Regions from separate parts of the Homo sapiens genome. Here region 2 is linked to region 1. A link is an interaction called in ENCODE POLR2A ChIA-PET data of the cell type or tissue named here. Cell type or tissue: PC-9. All regions are shown on one strand. Each heading gives the region's core, and the rest is flanking DNA. Links, peaks and the distances in the headings are about the cores only.

Region 1 (9,907 bases), core at 555-8,554:
CCCAAGACAATTCTTCTTCTTTCAATCTGGCACAGGGAAGCCAAAAGATTGGACATCCATGATGTATATTGTATAGAAAGTATAACTTTCAAAATTTTAATGAGAATTAAAGCCAGAGATATCTGGCCATATTTACATCGAAAGAGCAAAAGATCAGATGATTATCAACAGCTGAACATGTGTTTGTGCATTTGTGTATGTGCGCAGACGTATGAAAATGTATACAAGTGTGGTGGGTTCTCTATGGACCAGATATCTGTGGTTTTGGAGCGAGAGAGCACTCATTCCTTTAAGTTTCCACCTCTGGGTTCCAGGGCTCTATGACTGCAGAGCCCTGGTGGATTTTGGGGTGTGACAGGAAGCTGAACTGAAGGCTGTTCATCCCTCGGAGAGCCAGGCAGATGTGGACGTCCCTCGCACTGTGGGGCAGTCTTTCAGTGGTGTGGCAACCGGAGAAGTCAGAGGAAGTCTGATGCCAGAAAGTGCTTTTCCATTTCTGCCTGGCCCTTTGATCTTCTCACCAAAAGAAGATTTTCTTTAAAAATGTATGATGGGCCCTAAAAGAAGAAATAGGCAAATTGGACTATATCAAAATTTAAAACTGCTGCATGTCAAAGGACACAGTCAACAGAGTGGAAAGACAACCTGCAGAATGGGAAAAAATACTTGCAAATTCCATATCTGATATGGGTTTAATATCCAGAATATATAAGCAACTGTTATGACTCAACAACAACAAAAAATGGGCAAAGGACTTGAATAGACATTTCTCTAAAGAAGATATATAAATGGCCAATAACCACATGAAAAGATGCTCAACATCTGTGATGGTTAATATTGAGTGTCAACTTGATTGGATTGAAGGATGCAAAGTATTGTTCCTGGGTGTGTCTGTGAGGGTATTGCCAAAGGAGATTAACATTTGAATCAGTGGACTGGGAGAGGCAGACCCACCTCAGTATGGGTGAGCACAATCTAATCAGCTGCCCATGCAGCTAGAATAAAGCAGGCAGAAGAATGTGGAAGGACTAAACTGGCTGAGTCTTCTGGCCTTTATCTTTCTCCTATGCTGGAAGCTTCCTGCCCTCGAATATCAGACTCCAAGTTCTTTGGACTCTTGGACTTACACCAGTGGTTTGCCAGGGGCTTTCGGGCCTTTGGTCACAGACTGAAGGCTGCACTGTCAGCTTCCATACTTTTGAGGTTTTGGGACTTGGACTGGCTTCCTTGCTCCTCAGATTGCAGATGGCCATTTGATGCAGACGGCCTATTGGTGAAGCCTATTGTGGGACTTCACCTTGTGATCATGTGAGTCAATACTCCTTAATAAACTCCCTTTCATATATACATCTATCCTATTAGTCCCGTCCCTCTAAAGAACCCTGACTAATACAACATCATAAATCATTAGGGAAGAACAAATGAAAACCACAGTGAGATATAACCTCACACCCTTTTGGATGGCTACTATCAAAAACAGAAAATAATAAGAGTTGACAAGAATGTGGAGAAATTGGAACTCTTGTGTACACTCCTGGTGAGAACATAAAATGGTGCAGCCACTGTGAAAAAACAATGGTAGGTCCTCAAAATATTAAACATATAATTATCATACGATCCAGCAATTCCACATCTGGATTTATACCCAAAAGAAATGAAAGCAGAGACTTCAACAGATATTCATACACAAATATTCATAGCGGCAGCACGCACAATGGCTAAAACACGGAAGCAACCCAAATGCCCCTCAGTGGATGGCTGGATAAACAAAATGTGGTCTGGCCCGGCGCGGTGGCTCACGCCTGTAATCCCAGCACTTTGGGAGAGCAAGGCAGGCAGATCACGTCAGGAGATTGAGACCATCCTGGCTAACACGGTGAAACCCCGTCTCTACTAAAAATACAAAAAATTAGCCAGGCGTAGTGGCGGGCGCCTGTAGTCCCAGCTACTCGGGAGGCTGAGGCAGGAAAATGGCGTGAACCTGGGAGGCGGAGCTTGCAGTGAGCGGAGATCCCGCCACCGCACTCCAGCCTGGGCGACAGAGCGAGACTCCGTCACAAAACAACAACAACAACAACAATAAAATGTGGTCTATCCATACAATGGAATATCATTCAGCCTTTAAAAAGAAGAAGAGGCTGATACATGCTCTGACATGGATGAACCTTGAAGACGTGCTAAGTAAAATAAGCCAGACACAGAAAGCAAATACTGTATGATTCCACTTATAGGAGGTCCCTAGAGCAGTCAAAGTGATAGAGACAGAAAATAGAGACAGAAAGTAGGATGGTGGTTACTAGGGGAGGGAGAGGGGAGTAGGAAGTTAGCGTTTAGTGCGGACAGAGTGTCAGTTGGGGGAGATGAAAAACTTCTTGAGATGTTGACGAAAATTGCACAAAAATGTGAATGTACTTACTACTGAAATGTACTCTTAAAACGATTAGGATGATACATTTCATATGTATTTTAGCACAATTAAACATTTTTAAAATAAAATAAATTCCTTAAAAACATCCAATAAATTTTCAGCTTCTTCCCTTTGCCTCATATTATCCTTTCAATCAAGGCACAGACCTCTGGGTAAATATAAGAAGGCCTTCTTAGGGGCAGGCAGCTTTGGGGCCCATTTGGACTTCACAGTAATTCCTAAAAAAGAAGATGTGTGTAAGGTCACAGACCAGCTTCTGCATGAATGGAGGCAGACACCAGCAGCTCATTTAGGCATGACATGTTTTCCACTCATAATTTTTAAAGGTGCTCTTAAGCCAAGCTTCTTAAAACCTGGCCCCTTATAGTTACCTCCAGCAGCTTGAGTGGATGAAGTGACTTCCCACTCTACGGAAGAACATTTCCAGTCTCGGACTGCTGTGAGCATAAACCCTTCCATGACTAGAGGGACAGCCAGCAGGTCCAGGAGCAAAGTGTCCCTGTGTGTTAGTGACCTGGATCCTTCTTACCTGGGACTTGCTCCATCGAGGTCTCAGGGGTGTCACGAGGACAAGCACTGGCCTTTCTCACAGAGGTGGGCTTTGGGGATGGCCAGATGACGGTTGAGCAATAACAAAATGGAACAAGGATGCATTCGTGTCTGGGTCACAAGTCAGGATCTCAGTCCCTGTAAATCACTCCCCTGGCCAAGGACACTTGGTGGCCGTCACTGCATACAGCAGCCCTCCGATGGCCCAAGGCTGCCCTGAAGAAGGAGTCCGTGTTCAACACGGCCACAGCAGTGCAGACGTGTGTGGGGTCGTCAGTTCCCCTGGCTTGGCTGGCTCATCCTTCAGATGTAGAGAGGCACCACAGTGGTTTGTTGGTTTCACATCCACCAAAGAAACACATTTTACTTCTCAGAGAAAAGAGATGTTAAACTTCTCCAATTTGGGCAAGCTGCCAGTGACTGCTAGGAGCAGAGACCCTTCCAGAACACCTCACCTTAGCAGGTCCTGCTGAGGAGGAGAAGAAAGGAAAGGTGGGGAAGCACTCCTTTGTAACTTTATTTTGGTCTCATTTAAATGTGTTAAAATGAACATGCATTACTTCAGAAAATAAAAAAAGAAATGCACACATCCCCCAAAGGTGAAAACAACTGGTGCTGGTTACAGACGCTGGGTGTGAGCTGCCCCTGGGGCACATTAACGTATATTCACTATCAGGGAACAGGCCGGGGTGAATTTGAATATCAGATTTCATGTGAACAGATGTTAAAACCAATGAAATAATATTTGTCCTGGCAACGCTGCCCAGGATAAACATGATTACTGATTTAAAAAAAAAAAAAAAAACAAAAAAAAACAGTATCAGAGCAGATGAACACATACCGGGTCTACTGAAGTTGAAAAACAGCTTATTGTGAGGCTCGCCTGAGTCAGAAGCTTCTCCTCAATGTCAATAAAAGAAGACAAAGTCAAAAATCTCTTTGCTCCTTGCGGGAATCTAGAAAGAAATATGCCAAGAGACACCGGGCATGACTCATGGTTTTCTTATGATTCCCACAAGGAAAAACCAAAAGCATAGAGCTCAGTCCATGACAAATCCCAGGAGAGGTGACCTGGCAGAGTGGTTCCAGTGGGGCAGACACAGGGTTTAACCAGAGGCCTGTGTTTCTAGAGCCAGTGGCTGGTGGATGATGGAGAGACAGGTCTCAGGGGAAGAGTAGACCACGATACTTAAAAGGTTCAGCTGTAGTTTGCACACTTTTCTGGGGAGAGAACTTTGGGGTCTACTAGCCAGAGAATAATAGAATTTGGTGGGAATAACAGCTTCTCACCAGAGGCTTTTTGTGAATGTCTAATTCACATCTGCAAGGTCTGGATCTCAGTAGAACGTTTTCAGAGGTTTGAGTGCCACGCAGCTACACTTGCCCTTATGAGGCAAAGGGAATGGAGGCCACAGGCCATCGCCCTACTCTGGTTACGTAGTCTCTCACGCTCACCACACTTCAAAATCCTTGATAAAGATAGTAAAACAATTAACCTTTATCCTGTGCCATAGGCAAAAGCTGCTGCCAACGAAGCACCCCCTAGTCTTATGAAAACTGCTCCATCGAAGGTGGATACCTTGCCATGCAGCCCACCTTAGTGGTCACAACCCCGGCCTGGACCCAGCTCCGGCTTCCCACTGTGGGGATAACCACGCACACAGCCCTGGTTCACAGCAGGCTTCCAGGAGCCCACTCAGATGGGAACCTTGGAAAATGCCTACGAAGGATTCCAAATGAACATCATTCCAAAGGTTCAAATAAATTCCATAACGTGTCTATGAAATGTCTTTGAAATGGGTTAGTGCCTATGAAATAGACAAAAATAATACCTCTTAAAGTACAAAAGGATCATAAAGTGTTTGCAATTCTTTTGTAAAATGTCAGGGATTATTCCCACATTTGCTCACTTTCTTCTCTATAGTTATCTTCTCAATCACTGGGAGCAAAGGCATGAAACATCTTTGTCTGAAGATCTCTAATTTTACTCACTGTAGTTAGAAGTATAATGATTTTGTTTGTTGGTTTTGTGTTGCAGTGTTCTTTGAGGAAGAGTAATATAACCGTTTTTCTTTAACTTTTGTCAAGAGCCCTTAGGATGTTAGAAACCCTCAGAACTTAAAAAAAAAAAAAAAAAAAAATCCCTGCCTGAGAGTCTGTAAGTTGCTACAGCTGTTGTTTCTAAAAATGCCTGTAACCCTCGTTTTCCAGAAAAGGAAAGTATAATACACATTTTTAACCAGTAACTCTCATAAAATATCTACTATGTTAACAGGATTTCACTAGATTATTAAAAATACACAAAAAAGCAACTATTTCCACATCTTAAATGCTCAAATAAATTATGACCTATCTGCACAGTGGGAGTTGTTAAAATACAGCTATTAAAATTATGTTTTCAGAGAATTTTTAATATTGGAAAAATGCTCACTATATGACGTCAAGAGAAAGTAAGCCGGATATTAAGCCCTATACACAAACTTCATTGTCCTGATGAAAAATTGGCTCATTTTAATGTAGTTACAATGTATGGAACACTCATTATATGCCAGGTTAACAGGCAAAACTCAGCTTAGTTTACCTCATTTGTTCTTTTCAAACTTTCTACAGGTAGATACTATCCCCATTTTATATGAGAACACTGAGGCTCAGAGAGGTCAAATAATCTGCTGTCAGCACTCTTGCCTGGTAAAAGTGGCATTTGCAGCCCAAGTCCCAGCTCTAACCCTCCATATTCAAACGTGCGGTTCCAGGACCCGAGCATCAGCACCAGACCCTGCCCCACTCGCACCTTCTGAATCAGAGCCTGAATTTTCTCAAGATCCCCAGATGATGCATATGTTCCTTCAGCTTTGAGAAATGGCTCTAAACCATGCTATAAAGAATAAAACCTCCGAGAAAATGCATTGGAATGTTAACAGTGATTAACTGTGATTTTACAAGTGATTTTCATTTTCTTTTTTACATGTTTTTATATTTCCTAAATGATTTCCATGAGCAAATATTTCATCTACAATAAGAAAAGTGTTGAAGTGAACATTCCATCTTCTTCATTTGTTGATACAATAGAACGTAGATCTACAACATCATAAATTGCAAAAAAATAAATTTGAACCAATTCTCCCCCCTCTGCCCCTTATCACCCCCACTCCACCCCTCACCACCCCCATCACCAAAGTCCAGATTTATGAAACGCAACCACGGATATTCATGTAACCAGGGGCGGGTGCGCTTACCTGGAGCTGTCTCTCCCCCAGGGTGGCTGCAGAGGCTGTGGCTGCACCTGGGGTGACGAAGGGAAGACTTCACCACATTCATCAGTTGGTTCAGGGGCTGGGCAAGTGAGTGGATTCAAGGATGGCATGCAATCCATGCAGACGGATGCTGGATTCTTGGGAGATGACAGTGCTGTCACAGCCTGATATCAGAAGCCTGTCCATCCGCAGCTGGCAACATGGCCCCCACATGCCTTCCACCCGCGCATGGGCCCATCCTGACATCGCGCTGCATGAGAGGCTTCGTGATGACAACACTGAGCACAGTGAAAAAGACCAGGCCAATGGCAGGCAGCTGTGCCGCTGCTTTTCCCCTCCAGCCATTGCCACGTCATCAAAGCAGCTCAAAAAGCACCAGGCCTCTTAAATGCTTTCTAAAGGGCCATTGCTGTGGTTGCAGACTTATCTCTGACTTGGTCCCCTGAAAGTGTTCTCCTTCATACTAAGCCTCTTGTCAAGTCCTGACACTTTAACTAGCATTGAATGGCCTGTGGGCTTCTCTGTCCCCAGGAAGGGAGCTCTGCCCAAGTGGCCATCTCCAGGAGCAAGCGTACGCGGTGCTGTCCACCCCAGGCCCCAGCCCCCACAGCATCCCATTCCCCACCCCTTTTATCCCCATGATATTGAAGGACAGGTTCCAGCCCCCCAGCCACAGCTGGTTCCCCAGGAGGTGGACACTTGGCCCAAGCCAGGCCAGCAAACCTCTCAGAATTTTTTCAGTTTGGATCTAAGAGATCCCAAGCCTCGTCAGCGTTAAGAGCTTTACAGTTAAAAAGGCCAGGAGGCAGCCTGACCAACATGGAGAAACCCAGTCTCTACTAAAAATACAAAAAAATTAGCCGGGTATGGTGGAGCATGCCTGTAATCCCAGCTATTCAGGAGGCTGAGGCAGGAGAATCGCTTGAACCCGGGAGGCAGAGGTTTGCAGTGAGCCGAGATTGTGCCACTGCACTCCAGCCTGGGCAACAAGAGTGAAACTCTGTCTCAAAAAAAGAAAAGAAAAGAAAAAAAAAGGCCAGGAGGTATCGATGGCCTCTTTTCCCTTCCCAAGCCAAGCGCCAGTCTGTCCAGAGAGAGCCTGTGAAAGGTGTTCCGATGTCTGGCCTGTCATTCCTGAGGCCTGCCTTCTGCAGGCCCCTGGGATGTGTCCGTCTCCTCCTGGGAGATGCTGAGGCAGCACAGCTGGCGTGAGTGGGTTTCTGCATCAAGCACAGCGTGAACTAGAGTGGATCCAGGGCAGGAGCCATCCCAGGGAAGAGACCAGCCGTGCCGACATGGACAGGGCTGGGGATCTCTGGATGGTGATCTGTGTCACCAAATGTGCTCAAAGAACATGTACAAATCTCACCAGAAAGAAACACAAGGTCTGGCGACTGGGTGAAAAGGTGCCTGCTTCTTTTCTGATGGGATGATGAAGCCCAGCCACCCTCGGTGGAGAGGTGTTTGAGCTGATTTCTTTCTCCTATCATCCTGTATTAGGGTGGCCCTAAATCCTTAAAAGAGAGTTTATAACAGCACATAGACACAGCAGGGATGGCCAGGAAGATGAGGCAGATTGCAGGTGCAGCCCCAAGCCAAGGAATGCCAGGAGCCCCCACAGCTGGAAGAGACAGGGAGTGGAGTCTCCCCTAGAGTCTGCAGAGGGAGTGCGGCCAACACCTTGACTGTGGGCTCTGGCCTGCAGAACTGCAGAGAACAAGTGTCTGTTGCTTTAAGCCATCAAGTTGTAGTATTTTAGTACAGCAGTCCAAGGAAGCTAGCACAGGACTCGCGTGCTGACATAGACGTTTGAATTGAGCACCAAGTCGTGCTGAGGACAGATATGTTGCAGTGTCAGCAGGAGGGACAAAGGCTTCTGAAGAATCAGCCACCTGAGACGAGTGATGAAAGATGCATAGGAGGCGGCCACTTTAGCAAAGACTGAGGCAGGAACACTGTCCTAATCGAGCCGTTCTTGAAAGGGCCAAGTGCTGGGGTAGCCCTGGGGCAGGATCTTCACAACCACCAGCCAAATGACCAGCTGGACCAGTGCATCCCATCCTAAGGTTTCTGTTGGTGAAATACATCAATAAACCTGCCACCCAGCAGCGTGATCACACAATGCTTTCGTCCAGGATATCTCACTCATTATAAAGGAAGTTGCAGTGATAGGAACTCCACGTAGACAACGACGCAAGGAAGTGACCAGAATGCCGTCTGTGGACATGGAACTGGGTGGCCCGAGTCACACATGAATCAGGGGACGGTCCCCTTTGATGCAAAGGGGTACAGAGGGTCAGGAGCTCCCCACCCTTTGCAGGAAAATGTTCTGTTCACAGAGCTCAAAATCATTGCAGATAGCAAGACACAGAGCTTCCGACATTGCAGAGGGGAATACAAATTTTCTGCTGGCCTTGGAACATCCTCACCACCTGGGAGGAGCGGAAATGGAAAGATCCTCTTTCTTGTTTCTCCCTTGCATGGATAGTCTCTTTCGGGGCACCTGTGGACTTGGTTTGGAAGTGCACTTCTCAGAGGGGAACCTGGCAGGAAGCAGTCCCTTCCCAGAGCAGAGAGCGCTGGCTCCCCTCAGCCATGGTAGGGCTGTGGCTGCCCCTGCTAGAAGGCAAGAGCCAGGAGGGCTATCCAGCCCTCTCACCTCCCTGTCTCTCACTCTCCCACCTCCAGGCATGGTGCCCCATCCAAAGGGGTATTGAGGGAGTGGGGACCCTGGAGGTGGCCAATACTCTATATCTGAACCCAGGCCCTGCACCCAGCACTTTCTCCGTGGCAGCTGGAATGCACACGCTGTCAGGATTGTGGATTCACAAGAAAGGAGTAGATCCTTAAAAAAAAAAAAAAAAGAGAGAGACAGGGCGCAGTGGCTCATGCCTGTAATCCTAACACTTTGGGAGGCCAAGGTGGGCAGATCACTTGAGGTCAGAAGTTCGAATCCAGCCTGGCTAACATGGTGAAACCCTGTCTCTACTAAAACTACAAAAAAATTAGCCAGGCGTGATGGTGGGCGCCTGTAATCCCAGCTACTTGGGAGACTGAGGCAGGATAACTGCTTGAACCCGGGAGGTGGAGGCACTGAGCCAAGATTGCACCACTACACTCCAGCCTGGGTGACAGAGTAATACTCCATCTCAAAAAAAGAAAAAAAGAAAGAAAGAAATGTGTCTTATTTTAACTGTTTTAGCTTTATTGGGGGAATAATTCACAACTAGAAATTGTGCATATTTAATTTGTACAATTAGTTGTTTTGATAGATGTACACATTGTGAAATGATCACCACATTCAAGCCAGGTGACAGACCCATCACCTCACATTGTTGCCTCTTTTTGTGTTGAGACATTAATTTTCACTCTCTTAGCAAATTGCAAGTGTGCAATGCAATATTGTTCCCTATGGTCACCAGGCTGCACATTAGATCAGCAGAACCTAGCTTGCACAAGGGAAATTTTGTACCCCTTGACTAACATCTCCCTATTTCCCCAGCCCCCAGCCCCTGCCAACCACCATTCTACTCTCTGCTTCTATGGGGTTGCCTCATTTTAGGATTCCATGCAATGCATATCTTTCTGTGTGTGGCTTATTCCACCAAGCACACAGGTTCTTCCATGTTTCTCCAGGTTCATCCATGTTGTGGCATGTGTCAGAATGCCTTCCTTT
Region 2 (9,907 bases), core at 722-8,721, 150 kb after region 1:
GTCCCCACACACAGGAGGGAAGAGGGTCCTCTGCCTGTCATTGGGGTCACTGTCCCCACACACAGGAGGGAAGATAGTCCTCTGCCTGTCACTGGGGCCACTGTCCCCACACACAGGACGGAAGAGGGTCCTCCACCTGTCATTGGGGTCACTGTCCCCACACACAGGAGGGAAGAGGGTCCTCTGCCTGTCACTGGGGCCACTGTCCCCACACACAGGAGGGAAGAGGGTCCTCCACCTGTCATTGGGGTCACTGTCCCCACACACAGGACGGAAGAGAGTCCTCTGCCTGTCACTGGGGCCACTGTCCCCACACACAGGAGAAAAGCAGGTCCTCCACCCGTCACTGGGGTCGGCTCTGTCATGTCACCGTATGCCCACCTCCCTTCTTTGCTGACAGAACCCCAGTGTGCACTGGCCTTGTCCCTGCCCATGGGCCAGACCTGGCATCATCATTGATTGTGGGACCAGGGCCTGGTAGGGGCCACAGAAAAGGCTCCTTTCCCATGGAAGGGACAGTCCTTCTGTATTGTCCACTGGACTCCTGCATATGACATCAGGAACAGCAACAGCCATCCTGCTGACGTTCAGGGAGGCGGATGGGACAGGCTGCACAGCAAGGGTCGCAAGGGCCAAGCAGAGAGAACCCCAGGCTCCCGGGGCTGTCTGCTCGGGCCTCCTCACGGTGGCAGCATCCATTCCCCTCCTTTTCAGGCGTTTTGAGATGCACGGTCTATTCTAGAAGCCGAGACTATCCCGGCCACTACTGTCCCACAGCGGGTGAGTCCTCAAATGGCACAGACATGATTTTTCTCCCTAAAACTCCCTCTGATGGCATGGAAGAGGAATCGTTTGGCTAATTCATTAGCACAAGAGAAACCTCATGAGTGACACCAGTAAGTAAATTTCTCTTGTCCTTGTGTTTCCCGCTTTCCCAGGGACATCCCTGAAATGGCCTGGTCCCTCCCCTGCAGGTCACTGCCTGGAGGAAGGTGAGGGCCAGGAGCTGCGTGAGGTCAGGATCAGGCACCTGCCAAGCCAGGCCCTCGGCCACACCAGCTCCCACTGCCCCAGGTGGGCTGGGGCTTCAGTTCAACGGCAGATTCCTTCTTGGCATCGCTTAGCTGAAACTTCCACTCTGGAATCCTCAAATGCCCTGGGTTCTGGGATATTGTTTGAGAGTGGAATGTCCCCAGGCTCCCTGAGGGCTCTGAGGTGGAGGGTCTGAGCCCGTGCACCCTAAATAATGAGAAGGGGGCAGACAATGGGGGCTGACGGGGCGTCCAGCATGCACTGTTCCCTGCACTGCACCAAAGGCCTTGCAAGCTGTGACCTCTGTTACCCCTCGTCCGTCACCTGTGATGTGAGCATCTTAATTTTATTTTATGGATGTGGAAACCGAGGCCCAGAGAGGTGACTCTCCCACAACCACAGGGCCAAGAGGTGATGAAGACCCTGGAATCCAGGTCATGGGGTCCCTACATCAGCAGGGACCCAAAGGCTGTGTCAGGGAGCTTGAGCATTGTGGGCCGCTCTGAGTGAAGGGCCCTGTGTGGACAGCGTGAAGAATGCTGCCCGCCGTGTGGGGAAAGCTGTCCCAGTGTAGGTTTTTGGTAGATGACCTGTGGGGCCTCCCTCCGCTGGCCAGCCTCACCTCCACCCTGGGCTGCTGAGGAGGAACCGACCTCGGATATTCACTTAGGAGACAGGAGAGCCATCCTCAGCCTTGTGCGGATGGAATCTGGAATCCAGGACTCACCCACTGTGGACAGTAGCGGCCGGGATGGTCTCAGCTTCAGGAATAGAGATGTTGAATCCTTTCATCAAAGTCAGGCGGTGGGGCTGGGTTTACACCTGGGTCTCCTGAATCCCACCCCTGCACTTCACTTGCTCAATTAACAAATATTTCTTAGGGGTTGACATGAACCAGGCACAGTTTTAGGCGTGGGGAACCCAACAAGGAACAAAATGCACAGAACTTGAGCCCATGGCAGCTCCTGTGCTGGGGGGACGGAAGGCAACGAAGAAACAAGTGAGGCACTTATGTGGCAGCAGCAGGTGGGGCTGAGACGAAGAAGCCACCACATGGGAGAGCGCCTCGCATGCCTCGTCTGCTGCGCGAATGGTCTCGAACATCTCAGCAAGAGCAAACCTCTCCCTGCATCCCCCAAAACCTCCGTGGGATTGCAATGTGTCAAACTGATCCAGTGGCATCTCTCTGGTTGAGATGGGAACAGGGGGGTCCTGCCAGGGCCCACCGCACCCCAGCACCCTCTCACCCTGAGACTCATGGGCAGAACATCAGGTCCGTGGGTCCCACAGGGAAATTTGTCTGCCAGCTGGAACTCTTGCCTTGGATCGGCTGTTTTGTTCTGGCCAGTCTGCCCGAGCCAGACATCAGCTCTGCTTCTCAGAGCCTCAAATGCTGCCCCCGCTGAGAGCCTGGCCAGGCTGTTCCCTGAGGGTGGTAGTATGCAGGTCCTTCCTCTGGGTGGCCCCTGCCTATGGGAGCCTGCCAGATTCCCTAAGTGACTCCACGGGGGCTGGCCAGCCCAAGGATGCTTCCACACTGAGAGGGAGACCCTGACAACTTGGACCCACAGGCAAGGAGGGAGCTGCTTCTAGGGCGCTTTCCGGAGAACCGTTGATGGTAATGAATGGCCCTTTGTCTAAAAGGCTCGGAAGTCCATAATGGTGAACACCCAGGCTACATTGCAGTCCTGGTTCCAGAGAGAAAGGAGCCACCCGGGACGCCTCTCTGGGCCTTTCTCACACCTCTACACTCCTTCCGCAGTGGACATGGATCCAGTCACAAGGGCAACAAGGTGGGTGAGATGGGATTCTGAACAGTGGAGAGTTGGTGCTCTTGGGACTTGAGAGGAGTCTTTTGACTGTGGAAAGGTTTCCAGACAGAAAGTGAGCCGTGGGGTGGAGTACTGAGACGAGGGGTAGAGTACTGAGATGAGGGATGCTGCTTCGGAAGCGAGGCTGAGCCAGGAGCTCCAAGAGCTCACCCTTTCCTCCCCACACTGGCCTGTGGCCAGCACAAGGCAGCTGCCCCATCCTGAGCAGCTCCACCTCGCCGATGGCCTCCCCACTCCTGCTCTTCATTCCTGGGCTTGCTTAAACTTATCTTAATCTTTGGGATGGCCTCAGTTTCCTTCCCCTCTCTCCTTTCTTCAGTTTTTATTATTATTGCCAGCTCCTTACTTGGACTTCGTGAAGCACTCACTCTAGAATGGCTGATGAATTGGATTAAAAACCTGGAAATTGTTAGAGGGAAATCATTGTCAGAGAGCCTGGTCACATGTGTAATCAGTTTCTCTATTACTAACAAATGTCCGGGAAGCCAACAAGGCCCAGAGTTAGTGGGCTACAAAACAGGGGGAGTGACGCCTGGTCTTGCTGCCCACAGAGTGGACGCCTGCGCCAGCTGCATGGATGCCCTCACTTCCTGCCTGACGGATGAGGGTGTCACCTCTTCACTGTGACCCGCCCCCCCCCACACACACACACAAGTCACTGCCCCTTGCTGTGCCCCTCTAGCTCTTGTGTCAAAATCCCCAATTCACTGACCACTGGGACTTCTGCATAGCCCAACGCCGGGGGACCCTCCACATCATGGGTGAATGGGCCTTGTGGGGTGTCCGTCTGCTGGCCACACTGTGCCTTACAGTTCCTAGGCATACAGTGGCCTCCCCCAATGTCCCAAGCCCTCCACACTCAGCTCCTTACAGGAATCGAGCCTTGGACACTTCTGCAGCCCTGTGCCCACTGCACTTGGCACAGGGTGGGGACTCAGCAGGGCTTGTTCTTGACCTCCCATCCTGCACCCTATGTTTGCCTCCTGGAGCTCCTGGCCCCATTCCATGAGGATCCGCTGCTCCTGACGCTGCCTCTGAGCACTCAGGAGTTCCCTGTGGCTTCCCTGGCTTTGCTCCTGGGAGCTCAATCCATGTATGTGGAGTGGAGTTGTTGAATGTCACGGTGACATTCTGGGATGCGCCTCACCTTTGTATTCCCGGCCCTGAGGTCCACATCCACAGACCCATCACACCCCTCCTCACTGCCTAAATACAGCAGCCAATGAGGCAAAGTCACCCAAAGTGCCCAAAGCCTTATGTCAACAGGAACTTTTCTGAAACCAAAACCCCCAGGAGAACTTTAGGATAGAGAAGTGAAGGGAAGCTGGAGACAGGCCTGGGATGGTGTTTCCTGCAGACCTGACTGCTCCAGCCTGAAAGCCTCAGCTTCAGAAACAAGGAACCAACAGGCCCCTCCTCCCCTCCACACCTCACCCCCAGCCCAGGAACATCCCACAGGAAGGTTTCCAAGTCCTCAGTCCCCCATTCTTCTCCCAGAACCTGCTACCCAACCTACACCAAGCAGATGAACAGCAGGCTGAGGGACACAGTGTCAGGTCCTGAAAAAGTGGAGACAAGGAGGCCAGCTCAGATGCGGGGACGCTCCTCATGGCCCCTGGTAGAATCTGTGTGTTTGCATGGATCTGCTGAGGTTTCCCATGTCAGCCTGTCAATAGGAGGTGGATAATTGACTCTCAGGTTCAGAAACTCAACCCTACCTCATGCACAAAGCCCCTCTACTCCATCCTAGGAAAATGGTCAAGTGCCTCCTCCTGAATGCCTTCCTTGACGGGGACCTCATCACCATTACTTCCCACTAGATGCAGAAGGCCTGGGGAGGCTTTGCACTCAGCCAGCTTCTCCTCACTGGGCCAGGAGCGCACAGAATTAGTCTAATCCACAGCCACATCCTCCAAACATTACCACCGCGGTTCAGTCCCTCTCATTCTCTGACCAACACGGCCCATCAGCTTGAACACTGAACACCCAGAGCCTGCCCCCACCCCTCTTGAAGCCCAGCCTAGGACTCGAGGCCATGCTCTAGAGGGGATGTGGCCTGAGCATCTTCCACAGCCTTGACGTGGTTGGCTATTTCCGTCTCAGGTCTCCGTACAGTCACGCCCTTGTCCAGTCTCACTCTATTTACAGCGGCCTGACTCCTCCAAGGCATTTTCAGCCTACCCGTTGCTAAAGCAACTCTTTGCTGCCTGACCATTCTTTACCAGTGGCTTTTCTGTATCTAAGAGTCAGACTTTAAAATAACCCCTACTGGCCGGGTGTGGTGGCTCACCCTTTTAATCCCAGCACTTTAGGAGGCCGAGGTGGGCAGATTGCTTGAGTCCTGGAGTTTGAGACCAGCCTGGGGAACATTGCAAGACCTTCATCTCTACAAAAAATACAAAAATTACCCGGGTATGGTGGTGCGCATCTGTAGTCCTAGCTACTCAGGAGGCTGAGGTGGGAGGGTCCCCTGAGCCCAGGAGGTCAAGGCTGCAGTGAGCCAAGATCACGTCACTGCACTCCAGCATGGGTGACAGATTAAGACCTTGTCTCAAAATATCAATAAGTAAATAAATAAAATGAAATAACACTCATTGCTTAACTACACAGGCATTTGAATATCTTATAAAAAACATGCATGTAAACAGCACACAACAAGGCAAAATGGAGAAGCTACAAGTATATGAAAGAACAGACCTGGCAGAGAAAAGTCCTCCAGTTTCTTGAAATAAGCTGGTTATTACATCCAAGCAAGCTTTTGCGCAGGCTTCCTGGAAAATAGAGCACAGAGGGAAGCATGACAGGTTTCCCATGGCTGGTAAAAGGATGCCTACTAGGCAGGTAGTCCAGACCAACTTTTCCTGGCAGGAATTCATAAAGGAATATGCATCGTGTATCTTTTCATGTTCCATGAAACTTGGAACTTTCCATGTGTTCCATGAGGTAGCATCATAGACAAATTACCCCCAGTGGGGCTGGCGTTCCTCATGCGGCAAGAGAGGAGAGGCCTCTGAAGCTCACACTGGGGTGCAGAAGCAGCTCCATCACAGTCACATTTCAGCATGTGGTGTTCGCAGCAGAATCCAGCCCAGGGAGGTCTCTTTGCCTCTGGAATTGTTTCCAGCAAATTCAACATCTTGACAGACTTCTGTCATTTGCAAATTTCAGCCATGGGTCTTCCACATTGGCATCCAGTGACACTGATCACGGGACTGAGCAGGCAGGTCCAAGGGCACTGACTCTGTGTTCCTCCCAGGGGCTTCGACCCAAAGACGCCGACATGGCATCCCAACTGGGGCAGTCTCAGACTGGCCAGCTTCGCTGTGGTCAGGAATACTGCACACCAGATGTGGGGGGGTCCACCAGGGAGAGAGGGGCCACAAGGAGCCGAGGCCAAGGGCTGAGCACACAGTCCCAAGGGTGGCTGTGCACCCTAGCAGCCTGGAGGACCCACGGGAAGCCCAGGAGGCTTCTGGGCCCCAAAACCCCAGCGTTGCTTTCAGATGATCTTTACGTTATTGAAAACTTCATTGTTTTAAATTATTTTTTCCTAGGGTTCACTCTGCCTCACAGTTTTCCTTTCATTGTTTGAAGTATTGTTGTCTGCTTGTTTTTATTGTTTCTGTTCTTAGTTTATAAAATAAGATAAGCAGGAAGCAGGGTTCATGGGGTGGTTGGGGGGAGACTTCACTTCATCCAGGCAGGCAGGCCTCTTCTTCCTTCCAGGAGGCCCCAGGACACCCTTCCATCCCCCACACCTCCACTGCCTCCCAGGCCTCCCACCCCCAGCACGCCAGCATCTTCCATGGGGAGTCCCTACAAGATTCATGCCCTTCTAGACCAACCGTGACTCACCCGACTGGAAGCCTGTCCGTGCTGTCAGGCAGGTCTCTGAGAAAGTACCAGGCTAAAACCCGGTCTCTGCCTCTGAACCCACCGGGCACCAGGCACACCTTGCTAACCCATCAGTCCCCTTCAAAGCCTCTCACCAGAGTGCTGCCAGCAGCTCCTCCAGTCAGGACCTGTTCTGCCACCCAACCGCACAGCTTAGTGCCTTCCAGGTGCCTTCCACACCTACGAGGTACCACATATGGCGATCTCATGAGGCTGTGCGACACGGTGGGGAAAGCGCGTGTCTTGGGTTTGGGTTCCCAGCCAGCTCTTCTGTTTCCGTACCTTGTGCTCCTGCACAACGCCACTAGTCTGCTCCAAGCACCGCTTGCGTATCTGTGGAGGGAGCAGTGGAGCCAGCCACCCGCAGTCTCATAGGGAGTGAGAACCCGCTTGTGAATGTCCTGCCACAAGTCCTGTGGTGTGTTAGTATCTGTCACTGTGATTACGAAGATAACAATAGGCTGCTCCGGAGGGGTAACCTCCCCATCACTGGAGCACATGACCCACACCTGGGGACTGCGAATGCCATGGGGGGCAGGGCACAGGCATCAGCCAGATCCTGGGGGTTGTGTGACCCCTGTGGACTCTTCCCAGCTACAGAGGTGAGTCCCTTCTCTTTGTGCCTCTCTTGTGTCCAGGCCTCTGTGGGATGGTGACGAGAAGACAAGGGACGCACCAGCCCTCCTCCCTAAGAAACAAGATGGTCACACAATCAAAAACTGCAGTGGAAAGGCAGATAGGGCTACACAAAATCAACAGAATCGGGTTAGAGCAGAAGAGAGAGGATTGAAGATGGACATCCACTCCACCTGGCCCCACAGTTGGATGGAACGAAGGTGGGAGGGAGGGAAGAGGTGAGGGTGAGGGAAGAAGAGCTCTAGGGGTGAAGGCAGAGGCGAGAAGGGGCTGCACAGCTTTAGCTCCCTGCAGAGTAAGCAGGGGCACCATTTTCCAAACAGGCCAAGTCGCACGTCTCGGAGCAACTCTTCCCTCAACTGTACCCATCAGAGTTCTGCTCCCCCTCTCTCTTCTTTTGAAAGAGGCATATGCTCCCCCTGTCCCCACTTGGTCATCTCCCATTTGCTGCTGGCCACCACCTGGTCCTCGGGTGTCTCCCGCTTCCCTGACCCGGCTCACGGCTGTGCTGGGCACTGGAGCGCTGGATGCACCTGCAGCCCTGGGCTGCTCTCACAGCTCCCTCTGCTCCATGAATTTCTCTTGCCCTGGACAGATCCCCTGTCTGGTTCTCTCCTACCCTCTTGGATTTTTCCTGCTTGGCCCATTTCTTGGATCTTACATCAACTCCCTGATTCTTCCCCTAAACTCTGCTCCTTTCCCAGTGTCCCCGAGACCATGACAGACCTGTCACCTCTCTGAATGAAATCGCAGAGGTAGCCTATAGCCTCCAGGAAGCCCCCTTTTTCTACCTTTCCCACCTCCCAAATAAGCACCTGCCAAGGCTGCCCCTCTGCTGAGCTGTGATGTGGCTGTGACCCTGGTACTCTCTGGGACATGCTCCCCCTGCCCCCAGCCTCCGGGCTCCCATCCCCCTGCTTCACCTCCACTGTCCACCATCAGCCATGCTGCTCTTTTATTTCCATTTCTTTGCTGTCAGCCTGTTGCTGGCCCTTCACCCTCCGCCCCAGCTGTCTCCTGCCATGTCTCTCTGCCCCCACACTGTGTTCCCTGCATTGACACAGGAACAGATTTTTCAGGAGGGGTTGGGTGCAGCTCTCTCTCACCCACAGGGCCCAACACTCAAACTGTCCCTTATTTTTTTACCCAGAAAACTGCTTTTCCTCTTTCAAGATCCCACCAAATGCCGCTCTTCTGGGAGGCTTTCTGCACTGTCCCAAGTCATGGGCCACCCCAGCTTCTGTGCAGTGGGAGTGTCTCATGAAGACCTCATCTCTCATGCAAAGCCTCAGAGGCTGTTTGCACGCTTGTCACTCCACCAACTCACCAGCCTGAACTTCTTGAGAAGCCATCAGTGGCTGAGCCCTTTTCATCTTTGCATTCATTGTGCCTGGCACATGCTAGGCACTCCTTGGTGTTGGATAAATGAATGAGTGCTTGATTGAGCCAACCTGCAACCTGGGGTCTTCTCTACTAAGAGTAAACATAGAGCCTTACAGAGAATTCATTTTACACTAACTTACAAACTCTGCAAAACAACTTCCTCTGAATTCTAAGAAATCCAGTATCAAAGCCCTTGACAGGAGGCTGACATGTACACAGGACCAATCAGGAAGAGGAATTCAAGAAGCTCTGGGTTTAGCAGCATCCACTGGTCTGTGCAAGGCTTAAGCCTTGGAGCTTTCTGCGGGGAGGCAGTGTTGCCGTTCATCCCTGTCTATGGCAGTATCAGCTTCAGGGAATTCTGTACATTTCATTCCACGTTTATTCTGTAAGCAAACATAATAAAATGTGAAGGGCTCCAGCAGCTCTGGTGAATGAACAGCAAGGGAAAGCCATCCTCTATCTGCTGGATGGAGCAAGCAAGGGAGACAGTTAAGAAAAGAGCTCATCATGTCAGTTTCCACGTCTGCCCTTTAATCAGCTGCAATGATTGGGTTACAGGTGGAAGGCAGAACGTGGCGGTGGTCCCCAAAGCAGGAAAGACTGGAAGAGGGGAAAAGTTTTCTGAATAATAGAGTTATCTTGTTGGAGTCGAATCTATTTCCTTGGCTTATAGAAATCAATGCTCAGTGCTTTCTGAGTCTCAACATCATCTCCTTCGGAAAGTGGGACAAAACCCAAAGGCGTGAAACCTCACAGCGTTCTCGCTTCTTATGCATGGCAAATCCACTTCAGAATTCCAGTTGGCACTCCTTCGCCTTCTCTGTGGGTCCAGTGCAACTCTCCACAAAGCTCATACTCTAAGGGCAGCCCCCAAGCCTCTGAAACAGAGCAGGTGGAGGAGCCAGCCTTGTTCAGGTCCAGTTCTCCTCTGTCTCACGGTCACACCCTCCCCATATCTCAGCTTCCCATGGGGATTTAGAAAGCCCAGCGTTGGGAAGCAGCTGATCGAGCACTACCAACATAGTCTCTCTACAGCAGGTAGCAACATCCTCACCTACTGTTCAATCATTCATTCACTCAACACTTACTGAGCACCTACTGTACGCGCCAGGCACCATCTTCAGCAC

What was found. ChIA-PET counts read pairs that join two places held together with the same protein. Peaks named below come from ENCODE experiments on the same cell type or tissue, not always from the same donor. Only the 100,000 strongest peaks of a DNase experiment are listed, where the experiment ranks them.
Region 2: POLR2A ChIA-PET joins it to region 1 with 10 read pairs; 3 of 35 experiments call an interaction of 5 or more read pairs at or near these places.

Annotation. Positions count from the first base shown.
Region 1 is chr2:236,770,936-236,780,842 of GRCh38, reverse strand. LOC105373949 (a long non-coding RNA gene) reads right to left here. Exons shown (of 5, transcript XR_924026.3): 2 at 6,214-6,509; 3 at 3,819-3,933; 4 at 2,958-3,443; 5 at 1-557. Among named protein-coding and RNA genes, the nearest start is that of ACKR3, 210 kb to the right of the region's middle. RefSeq lists enhancers at 5,945-6,445, 6,446-6,946. In PC-9, for the core only: no CTCF peak of the experiment used is centred there; a DNase peak (open chromatin) is centred at 3,752; H3K27ac peaks cover 2,083 bases; H3K27me3 peaks cover 388 bases.
Region 2 is chr2:236,619,193-236,629,099 of GRCh38, reverse strand. No RefSeq gene overlaps it. Among named protein-coding and RNA genes, the nearest start is that of ACKR3, 54 kb to the right of the region's middle. RefSeq lists enhancers at 1,821-2,320, 5,578-6,440. In PC-9, for the core only: no CTCF peak of the experiment used is centred there; no DNase peak of the experiment used is centred there; H3K27me3 peaks cover 6,963 bases.